Regions from separate parts of the Homo sapiens genome. Here region 2 is linked to region 1. A link is a contact called in ENCODE Hi-C or POLR2A ChIA-PET data. All regions are on one chromosome and are shown on one strand. Each heading gives the region's core, a stretch centred on a gene start or an enhancer-like site at or near the end of the contact. The rest is flanking DNA. Distances are from core to core; before and after follow the strand shown.

What was found. A loop is a pair of places that touch in the nucleus more often than their neighbours do. ChIA-PET counts read pairs that join two places held with the same protein, here RNA polymerase II (POLR2A). Pooled maps may share reads with other maps.
Region 2: a loop to region 1 is called in a pooled map, with 2.5 times the contacts of the local background. The contact joins the enhancer-like site here to the promoter of ATP5MC1 in region 1. A Hi-C loop is called at or near these places in 1 of 50 pooled maps. POLR2A ChIA-PET finds 5 or more read pairs at or near these places in 2 of 52 experiments (A673 and activated CD8-positive, alpha-beta memory T cell).

What each region holds. Positions count from the first base shown.
Region 1 is chr17:48,889,527-48,894,924 of GRCh38, reverse strand. ATP5MC1 (ATP synthase membrane subunit c locus 1) reads right to left here and starts at 2,138. Exons shown (of 5, transcript NM_005175.3): 1 at 2,015-2,138; 2 at 1,469-1,516; 3 at 476-553. The coding sequence starts at 1,507. It overlaps LOC105371814 (a long non-coding RNA gene), which reads left to right. Exons shown (of 4, transcript NR_135674.1): 2 at 2,248-2,678. RefSeq lists enhancers at 1,336-1,385, 1,426-1,535, 2,116-2,235, 2,246-2,705, 2,343-3,322.
Region 2 is chr17:48,071,799-48,076,704 of GRCh38, reverse strand. It overlaps CBX1 (chromobox 1), which reads left to right. Exons shown (of 5, transcript NM_001127228.2): 3 at 527-704; 4 at 1,605-1,699. Among named protein-coding and RNA genes, the nearest start is that of NFE2L1, 26 kb to the right of the region's middle. Within about 2 kb of position 2,189, at least 5 of the 41 ENCODE cell types and tissues checked have a DNase peak (open chromatin) inside an H3K27ac peak, as active enhancers do.

The sequences.
Region 1 (5,398 bases), core at 889-3,388:
TATAAGTTTCTTACCTACAAGGCTTACCTTGGGGGACTTAGAACTATTAAAGCATACAGATTCTCCAACTCTCCTCCCACTTTGGTCTAAAGGCAACTTAAGCTGAAGGACCCCTGTCTGGGAACATTCCTTGATTTAAAAAAAATTAATTAATGGGTTTTTATGAGTCAGGGTCTTGCTCTGTCACCCAGTCTGGAGTGCAGTGGCATAGTCACAGCAGTCTCGACCTCTGGGATTAACCAATCCTCTCATCTCAGCCCTGGAGTAACTGGGACTACAGCCACATGCCACCACACATGGCTAATTTTTTTATTTTTTTTGTAGAGATGGGGTTTCACTGTGTTGCCCAGGCTGGTCTTGAACAACTGGGCTCAAGTGATCCTCTCGCCTCAGCCTCTCAAAGAGCTGGGATTACAGGTGTGAGCCACCATCCTGGGCCTTGGGAACATTCCTAAGAGAGCTATTCCTCCCTTACCTGTTTAGATGAATTCACTGGGCTATTCAAGAAGGAGGCAGACACAGGCCTGATTAGACCCCTGGTACAACAGCGGATCTGTAAAATCAGAAAGCCACATCCTACCAAATCAGTCAAGGAAAAAAAATCCTAATTGCTGAGCTGTCAAAAATGACTACAGATTTCATAAACAGAATAAGTTCAATGTATTTCAAGGTCAATTTATTCCTGTTCCTATCAGATAGGCCTGCCCCAGAGACAGCTGTCTCAATAGCTTGATATAGTCAGCAGTGGCAACCTTCACCATTCAAAACCAAACCAAAGTTCACTTCTTTGGGCACAGCTTTAATCAGCTTCTCAGAATGGAACAAGAACCCACACTAATACCAAAGCAGGTACAGGAAAGGTTTATACCCAGATCACCAAGTAATCAGATGGGGGAAATTTTATTCTGCTAAAATACACTCACAGCTACACACCCTAAATGGAGTGGGCCAGTCAGCCCCGGAAACCGACTGGAATAGCCATCCAAGGAGAGCCATCTGTAACATGGCTTTTTTGAAATAATTTTTAGTGCAGTGGTTCTCAAACTTGGCTGCACGGTGGAATCATCTGGAGAAGTCTTAAAAGATACAGATGCCTGGGTTCCACCCCCATTCCCAAAGTCTGATGCAAATGGTCTAAGGTGCAGCCTAGGCATCAGGATTTTAAAAAGTTCCCTGGATGATTCTAACGTGCAGCCACTGTTGAAAACCACTGTTTTAGTGGGCTGTCTCTATGGCCAGGACAGACTGGGGATAAAAATCAAATCCAGACTCTCTGACCACATTCCAAAGCCAAGATAGCTTGGTTCACAGGCCCAGATAAACAGGGGTTACCTTCATCACATCCTACAGCCACCTCAAAGAGCCTACATCATCAGGACGCCAAGCTCCCCTGGGTTCATTCATTAAACACTGATGGCGTCCACACCATACACCTGGTACTACAGAGCACTGCGGCGCGGCACCTTACCAGAGCTGGAGAAATGAATAATGCCCCGGCGGTCTGCATTTTTTCAGTCTGCAGAGGGGGAAAAAATAGTAATAATAATCCCACTGAGACCCTGGTTGTTTGCTTATAATGACGACCTTTGGTCGTCCCCTTCACCCCCGTCCGTCCTCCCTAGACCACGCTCTTCCTTGCACCGTGCCCCAGCTGAGGAGGGCATTAGAGGTCAGAGGGACAGAGCAGTGGGTCTTCAAAGCAAAGTCATGGAGATCGGAAGTCAAGGAAATGTGCCCAAGCCCCAGGAAGGAAATGTTGCGAAAGGGAATGGTCTCTCGGGAAGACTGGAGGCGGATACTGGGCAGGTGTCGCGCAGGATCCTGCCCATCTTACACAGCAGTCCCCGACCCGCCCCAGCCGAGGCAGTCAATCGTTCATTACCGTTGGTAATTAACATTCATTGATAAGGCCATATCTAGATTGCCATAGCCTCTCCCAGCACTGGGGGGAAATACCCCTCCACACTGCCCAGCCCACAACCCTGCCTATTGCTGGCTCCCGGCCCCAAGTCACCTGCACTCCTACTACCCTGCAACCCCTGCTTGGCCCACAGCGCTCGCCCGGCTCAAGGTGACAGACTCACCTCCCAGCTTTAGCCCTTGGTCTCAGCGCTCAGCTTCCCCCACCCACGTGTCCTGGACCTTCTCCATTCTCATTGGCCGTAATATCCCCGCGTCCCCATTGGTTGACGTCATCGATTCCCCACTCTTATTGGCTTTCCGCAGCTGCTTCCTCTCCCTCCACAGGAGCTTCGTGGCAATTCCCGCCTCCATGCGGATAGAGGCGGGGCTTTCCTACGAGATCTGGATTACGATTGGCCGATCCCTGAAACGCTCGACCATAGAGTTGGCGGGACTCAGAGGTTCCATAACCTCGCGCACAAGATGGCGACCAAGGTGTACGCTGAAGAAAAAGGCGTGGGAGAGATGACGGGACGTGTGACGCAGTCAGACACATGACTTTGGCCCCGAGCCTTCATTCGGGCGCTTGGGCCACGGGGCGCGTTGCATGTTGGGATTGGTAGTTGCGCTGAGGGGGGGGGCCCAAGGACAGCTGAGATCCCGCGAGATATTCTAGGCCGGGAGAGCCGATGCCTTTGCAGTAATTCCCACCGTGGAGGTTTGTGGAAAGACCGCTTTCCATGGAGAGTAAAGGCCGGCTGGAAAGTCCCCAAGCGGTGAGCGCAGTTTTGTGGACCTCAGCCGGTGTTCAGCAGTCATGGACTATCATCCAGATGGCTTTCTAAAACATTTGTTGGGCCGGGTGCAGTGGCTCACGCCTGTAATCCCAGCACTTTGGGAGGCCGAGGCGGGCGGATCACCTGAGGTCAGGAGTTCGAGATCAGCCTGACCAGCATGGTGAAACCCCGTCTCTACTAAGAATACAAAAATTAGCCGGGCATGGTGGTGGCGCGTGCCTGTAATCCCAGCTACTTGGGAGGCTGAGGCAGGAGAATCGCTTGAACCCGGGAGGCCGAGGTTGCAGGGAGCCGAGATCGCGCCACTGCACTCCAGCCTGGGCAACTGAGCAGGATTCCGTCTCGGGGGAAAAAACAAACAAAAAAATTGTTTATTTTGTAAAAACAACACTGAAAGAATGAAATAATATCCCTATAGAAAAACGAGCAAAGGATAGGAACAGGCAATTCAGTAAGGAAGAAATATGAATTGCAGGAACGAATGTCAGCCTTCCTAATCAAAGAAATATAAGTTTAAACGCTCCGCTTAGTACTGCTCAAAACAGCAGAGTTCTTTTTATTAATGTGAGCCACACGCTCTCCTATATTGCTGGTGAGAGGATGAATTAGAAAACCTTCCTTGAAAGCAGTTTGGCAATATTTATTTTTATTCAAAGGCTGTGAATGGGCCATCCTCTTTGACCCAGTAATTCTTGAGTAACTAAGAGCCTTTAAGCTCTCCATCCACTTTTCATCCAGTAATATCACTTCTAGGAATTTATTTTGAAGAATCAGAAATGCAGATTCTTTTAAAAAGATGTGCATTTGCAGAGTTTGTCGAAATTGGAAACAAGTAAATGTTCCACTGACAGTAAAAGGTGAAATAAGTTATGATATTTTCACTTGATGAAATAAGCAGAAATAAAACAGGAAATAAAATCATGTGTTTTTTTTGAGACGGAGTCTCGCTCTGTTGCCAAGCTGGAGTGCAGCGGCGCTATCTCGGCTCACTGCAAGCTCCGCCTCCCGGGTTCACGCCATTCTCCTGCCTCAGCCTCCGGAGTAGCTGGGACTATAGGCGCCCGCCACCACGCCCGGCTAATTTTTTGTATTTTTAGTAGAGACGGGGTTTCACCGTGTTAGCCGGGATGGTCTCGATCTCCTGACCTCGTGATCCGCCCGCCTCAGCCTCCCAAAGTGTTGGGATTACAGGCGTGAGCCAGCGCGCCCGGCCATGTTTTTGAAGAATATTTTATTTTTATTATTATTATTTTTTGAGACGGAGTCTCACTCTGTTTCACACACTGTAGTGCGGTGGTGCGGTCTCTGCTCACTGCAACCTTTGCCTCCCCGGTTCAAGCAATTCTCCTGCCTCAGCCTCCCAAGTAGCTGGGATTACAGGCGCGCACCACCATGCCCGGCTAATTTTTGTATTTTTAGTAGAGAAGGGGTTTCACCATGTTGGTCAGGCTGGTCTTGAATTCCTGACCTCAAGTGATCTGCTCGCCTTGGCCTTCTAAAGTGCTGGGATTGCAGGCATGAGCCACTGCGCCTGGCCTTGAAGAAGATTTTATATTGAGAAATATTTTATAATGCAAAACTATGCATAGAATTGTGAAAAAATATGCATGGAAAAAGAATGAAAAAAATGTTGAAAATTAATAGTGAATTCTAGAGGGTGTAATAAATTGATTTATATTTTTATGAGTATGGGTACTTTATAATAGAAACATATTTTAAAAATTACACTAATCTGGCAATTCACAAGTCTGGACTCTTAAGAAAACTTTTTTTTTTTTAATAATTTTTTTGTTTTTAGAAACAGGGTCTCACTCTGTTGCCCAGGCTGGAGTGCAGTGGTGCAATCATCCCTCACTATTATAGCCTTAATCTCCTGGGCTCAAGTAACCCTCCCTCCTCACTCTCCCAAGTATCTAGGACTACAGGTGGGATCTTGCTATGTTGTCCAGGCTGGTCTCAAACTCCTGGCCTCAAGGATCCTCCCACTTCAGCCTCTGGAAGTGTTGGGATTACAGATGTGAGCTACCTGCACCTGGCCAGAAAAACATTTTCTTTTCTTTTCTTTTCTTTTCTTTTCTTTTTGAGATAGAGTCTTGCTCTGTCACCCAGGCTGGAGTGCAATGACGTGATTTCGGCTTACTGCAACCTCTGCCTCCCGGGTTCAAGCAATTCTCTGCCTCAGCCTCCTGAGTAGCTGGGATTACAGGTGCGCACCACTATGCCTGGCTAATTTTTTTGTATCTTTAGTAGAGATGGGGTTTCACTCTGTTGGCCAGGCTGGTCTTGAACTCCTGACCTCGTGATCTGCCCGCCTTGGCCTCCCAAAGTGCTGGGATTACAGGCATGAACCACCGTGCCCAGCACATTTTCTTTTTTTTTCTTTTTTCTTTTTTTGTGAGACTGAGTGTCACTCTTTCGCCCAGACTGGAGTGCAGTGGCGAGATCTCGGCTCACTGCAACCTCCGCCTCCTGGGTTCAAGCCATTCTCCTGCCTCAGCTTCCCGAGTAGCTGAGACCGCAGCGTGCGGGCCACCACGCCCAGCTAATTTAAAAATTTTTTTTTTTAGTAGAGACAAGGTTTCACCATGTTGGCCAGGCTGGTCTCGAACTCCTGACCTCAGGTGATCCACCTGCCTCAGCCTCCCAAAGTGCTGGGATTACAGGCGTGAGCCACTGTGCTGGGCCAGCACATTTTCATA
Region 2 (4,906 bases), core at 940-3,439, 820 kb after region 1:
GCAGAATGACTTCTTTTTAAAAATTATTTCTTTTGAGACGAGGTCTCGCTCTGTCACCCAGGCTGGAGTACAGTGGTGCAGTCATAGCTCGCTGCAGCCTCAACCTCCCAGGCTCAAGGTATCCTCCCACCTCAGCCTTCTAAGTAGCTGGTACCACAGGCATGCACCACCATGTCTCGCTTAGTTGCCCAGGTTTGTCTCTTAACTCCTGGCCTCAAGCAGTCCTCCCACCTGGGCCTCCCAAAGTGTTGGGACTACAAGCATGAGCCACTGTACCCAGCCCATAGTGATTGCTGAGAAACAGTTTTGTGTGTGGCTACAGACCAATTTAAATTGACAAATAAAAGTCATTTGCCTTTGAAGGAAGCCAGTTTCTTAGCTTTCTATTTATACTAAAAAGCTTCCCCATTCCCCAAGAATTTCAGCTTTTCCATAGACATCTGAGGTCTTGTCCTCTTACGATTATCCTTAGTATGAGTATACTTATTTGAGTGAAAGTGTGACTTGCTGTGCCCTCTGGTTTCAGTGAGGACAACACATGGGAGCCAGAAGAGAACCTGGATTGCCCCGACCTCATTGCTGAGTTTCTGCAGTCACAGAAAACAGCACATGAGACAGATAAATCAGAGGGAGGCAAGCGCAAAGCTGATTCTGATTCTGAAGATAAGGGAGAGGAGAGCAAACCAAAGAAGAAGAAAGAAGAGGTAAGAATAGAAGTAAGAATTTTTACTAGCCCACAATTCAAACTACTGTCAAAGTAGTTTTGTTCTGCTTCTTCCCTGATATTAGCAGCTGTCTCTTCTTAGTCCTGAAATCTTAGGTAGGCTAATGCCTACAAAGTGAGAGTGTACTGTCATGAAGCCACATGATCTCTTACTTTTTATCCATGGTACAGGAGCAGTAAATGGAAAACTTGCTGGGGACAGATATAAGGGCAAGTGAATTCATTCTTGTAAAAAATAGTTTTCAATATTTAATCATTAAAGGTGTGAGGTGGCTATTTTGACTTAATCAGTATCTTAAAGTAAGTTGTTTTTTGAGAGTGAAGAGATAGTTGTAAACATTGATTTTGCTTGGGCTGTATGTCCCTTTTCACATAGGGAAAATCTCATGCGCTTCAGACATTGATGAATAATCACTCCAAAGGATTCTAACAGCTCTCTTACTTGAGCCAAGGTATTGGTGAAATATTGGCAAAAGAGTTTGTGATTGGGCCGGGCACGGTGGCTCACACCTGTAATCCCAGCCCCTTGGGAGGCCGAGGCGGGCGGATCACAAGGTCAGGAGATCAAGACCATCCTGACTAACACGGAGAAACTGGGTCTCTACTAAAAATACAAAAAATTAGCTGACGTGGTGGCATGTGCCTGTGGTCCCAGCTACTTGGGAGGCTGAGGCAGGAGAATCACTTGAACCTGGGAGGCAGAGGCTGCAGTGAGCCGAGATCGCACCACTGCACTCCAGCCTGGGCGACAGAGTGAGATTCCGTCTCAAAAAAAAAAAAAAAGAGTTTGTGATTACATTAATCAGAGACACAGGAATGGTTCCAGTCTGGATAATAGTCCCATATAGATAAAATTGTTCTACCCATCTTGTTTTTACAGTCAGAAAAGCCACGAGGCTTTGCTCGAGGTTTGGAGCCGGAGCGGATTATTGGAGCTACAGACTCCAGTGGAGAGCTCATGTTCCTGATGAAATGGTGAGTCGGCCAGTGGCTCTGTGTGGTTGTTTTTTTTCTTCTCCCATTGGTTTCATGCCAGAGGAAAAGAGCTGGACCTTCGAAATTCCAATCACCCAAGTGTGAAATTGTTAAGATGGCATAGTCCTTCGATAGTGACCCTCGGCCTGACTGCCACCCTGGACTCATGAGTTACAGGTAGGAGCCCTTAGGAATCTTGGGTCTTTGCCCATATTTTTAGGAGGTGGGAGACAATCTAGAGTGGAAAGAGTGTGGGAAGGAATTACATTTCACTTCTGTAAATAAAGGGGGAGAAAATGAAATGTGATTGGACCACCCTCTCCTTCTACCACCTCCTTAATAAAGATGAGGCTGGCCCCAGAATCAGAAATTCTGCTAAATTCTCAGGGTTAGGAAAGAATCTGTAGTTCTTCCTTTTGTCCTTAATTGTTGGATCCCTTTCAATTTGTGCAGATTCTACAATTACAGGATCAGCCAGCAGGGGTCAGCAAGGCTCCTTAACTGCTATCAAGCATAGAGCAAGCCTGCTTTTTTCCATTATGAGTATAAATACCAGTGATAGTAATACTCCATGAAACAGCCTAATGAAGATAGTTATCCCAACAATCTCTGTAATTTTCCTACTCTGTCAAAAGAAGGCCATTCTTCCTATTTCTTGCTCATTCTCCCCACAAAGTGGATCTCAATGATTGTATTTAAAATTTGGAAGGAATAATTCTAAGCCATTGCCAATGAAGGCAGCATTCTAGAAACTTTGTCCTTTAAAACACACACACACACACACAGTCTATGGAGCTTTGTCCTTTTGTCAGTCCAGAACTTACTCTGAAACTCGTGTCTGTACTAATTATCCTCTTTTACAGTATGGCTGGAGGGGCCTAACTTTAGCACCACTGAAAGCCAGAGTCACAACTAACTAACCTATTCTCTTCTATGTATTCCCTAGGCAGTTACTGGAGCTGCCCCTCTTTTAGCTGATTTATTGTTAACCTATAAGAGAAAAGTTCATTTTTAAGATGCTGCTTATTGGGTGGGAGAAGTTATACTGTGAGTTACTCAGTTTAGCTAGAATATACTTTTTCTGCATGTGACCAGTGTGAGTTACAGTAGTATCTCCATATTGCTTAAGATTGTACTCCTTTGGTTGACTCACTACTGTCTTTTTTTTTTTTTTTTTTTTTGAGACAGTCTCACTCTTTCGCCCAGGCTGGAGTGCAGTGGCACGATCTCAGCTCACTGCAACCTCCGCCCCTCCGGGTTCAATGATTCTTCTGCCTCAGCCTCTCAAGTAGCTGGGATTACAGGCATGTGCTACCACGCCTGGCTGATTTTTGTATTTTTCATAGAGATGGGGTTTCACCATGTTGGCCAGGCTGGTCTCAAACTCCTGACCTCAGGTGATCCACCCACCTCAGCCTCCCAAGGTGCTAGGATTACAGGCGTGAGCCACTGCACCTGGCCGACTCACTGCTGTCTACAGGTTAAAACTGGATTTGATTATAAGACAAAGTACATTTTAAAAAGTTATTTTACTGGAGAATAGAGATTTTTGTATATTTCTAAAAGTAGTAAATATTTCTGGGGAGTGAAATGACTAAATTTAACTCAGAGGGTGTTGTTCAGCTGTCAGCAAATGGCAGCATGCTTCAGATTCCCATTTCCCTCCCATTCTCTTGGGTCCATTGTTCAAAAACATACATTATCAGCTTACTCTTCTGCTCTATGGGACTATGTGGCTCTGATTTCCTGTTATTAAGGTTCTAGAGATTTGGGGTGGTGCTTTGTCAGAGATGTCATCAGGTGTCTCCTGCTTGCTTTACGCTACTGCTTCTGTCTAGGACATTCCTAATAACCTGAAGATAAGAGTTTGTTTTTTTTTTAAATGAGACAGAGTCTCGCTCTGTCACCCAGGCTGAAGTGCAGTGAGGCGATCTCTGTTCACTACAACCTCCACCTCCCAGGTTCAAGCGATTCTTGTGCCTCAGCCTCCCGAATAGTTGGGATTACAGGCGCACGCCACCATGCCTGGCTAATTTTTGTATTTTTAGTAGCAACACGGTTTTGCCATGTTGACCAGGCTGGTCTTGAACTCCTGGGCCTGCCCACCTTGGCCTCCCAAAGTGCTGGGATTATAGGCGTGAGCTACTGCTCCCTGCCTAAGAGTTTACTCCTAATTCCCTTATAATGTGTATGATTTTCAAATTTTGAAAACTTTTTTTTTTTGAGACAGAGTCTCACTCTGTCGCCCAGGCTGGAGTGCAGTGGCATGATCTCGGCTCACTGCAAGCTCTGCCTCCCAGTTTCACGCCATTCTCCTGCCTCAGCCTCCCAAGTAGCTGGGACTACAGGTGCCTGCCACCACACCAGGCTAATTTTTGTATTTTTAGTAGAGACAGGGTTTCACCGTGTTAGCCAGGATGGTCTCGATCTGACCTCGTGATCCACCTGCCTCGGCTTCCCAAAGTGCTGGGATTACAGGTGTGAGCCACTGCGGCCAGCCACTTGAAAACATTTTAAAATTCAGAAAACTACAGCTCCCTCATTTTCTACTCCCGATGTTGAAACATCATTTCAAAGCACCTGGAAGTTATGCGAGGATAGCATTTGGAAGTGTCAGTGTAATTACGATTATGCAAAAAGTGTCCATCTTCATTTGCTCTGGCCAATGCCAGATGTGGTATTTAATCCTATTACGGGCCGGGCGAGGTGGCTCATGCCTGTAATCCCAACACTTTGGGAGGCTGAGGCAGGTGGATCACCTGATGTCAGGAGTTCAAGATGAGCCTGGCCAACATCTTTAGTAGAGATGGCAAAACCCCATCTCTACTAAAAATACAAAAATTAGCTGGGTGTGGTGGCGCACACCTATAATTCCAGCTATTAGGGGAGGCTGAGGCAGGAAAATCGCTTGAACCCAGGAGGTGGAGGTTGTGGTGATCCGAGATCATGCCACTGCACTCCAGGCTGGGCAACAGAGTGAGATTCTGTCTCAAAAAAAAAAAAAAAAAAATCCTATTACAAAGCCAAGATTTCTCCATGGGTTCTTATCAGCTGGGATATGGCTTTTGGAGGAGTGTGGTAACTTCTCTTCCCTCAGAGAATCTAGGTATCCTCTCTTCCCTCAGAGAATCTAGAGAGTCATGCTTTTTGGGGCCTTGCCCAGATGTTCAGATGTGATTGGTTAAGTCCATTGACCTGGCTTTTGAC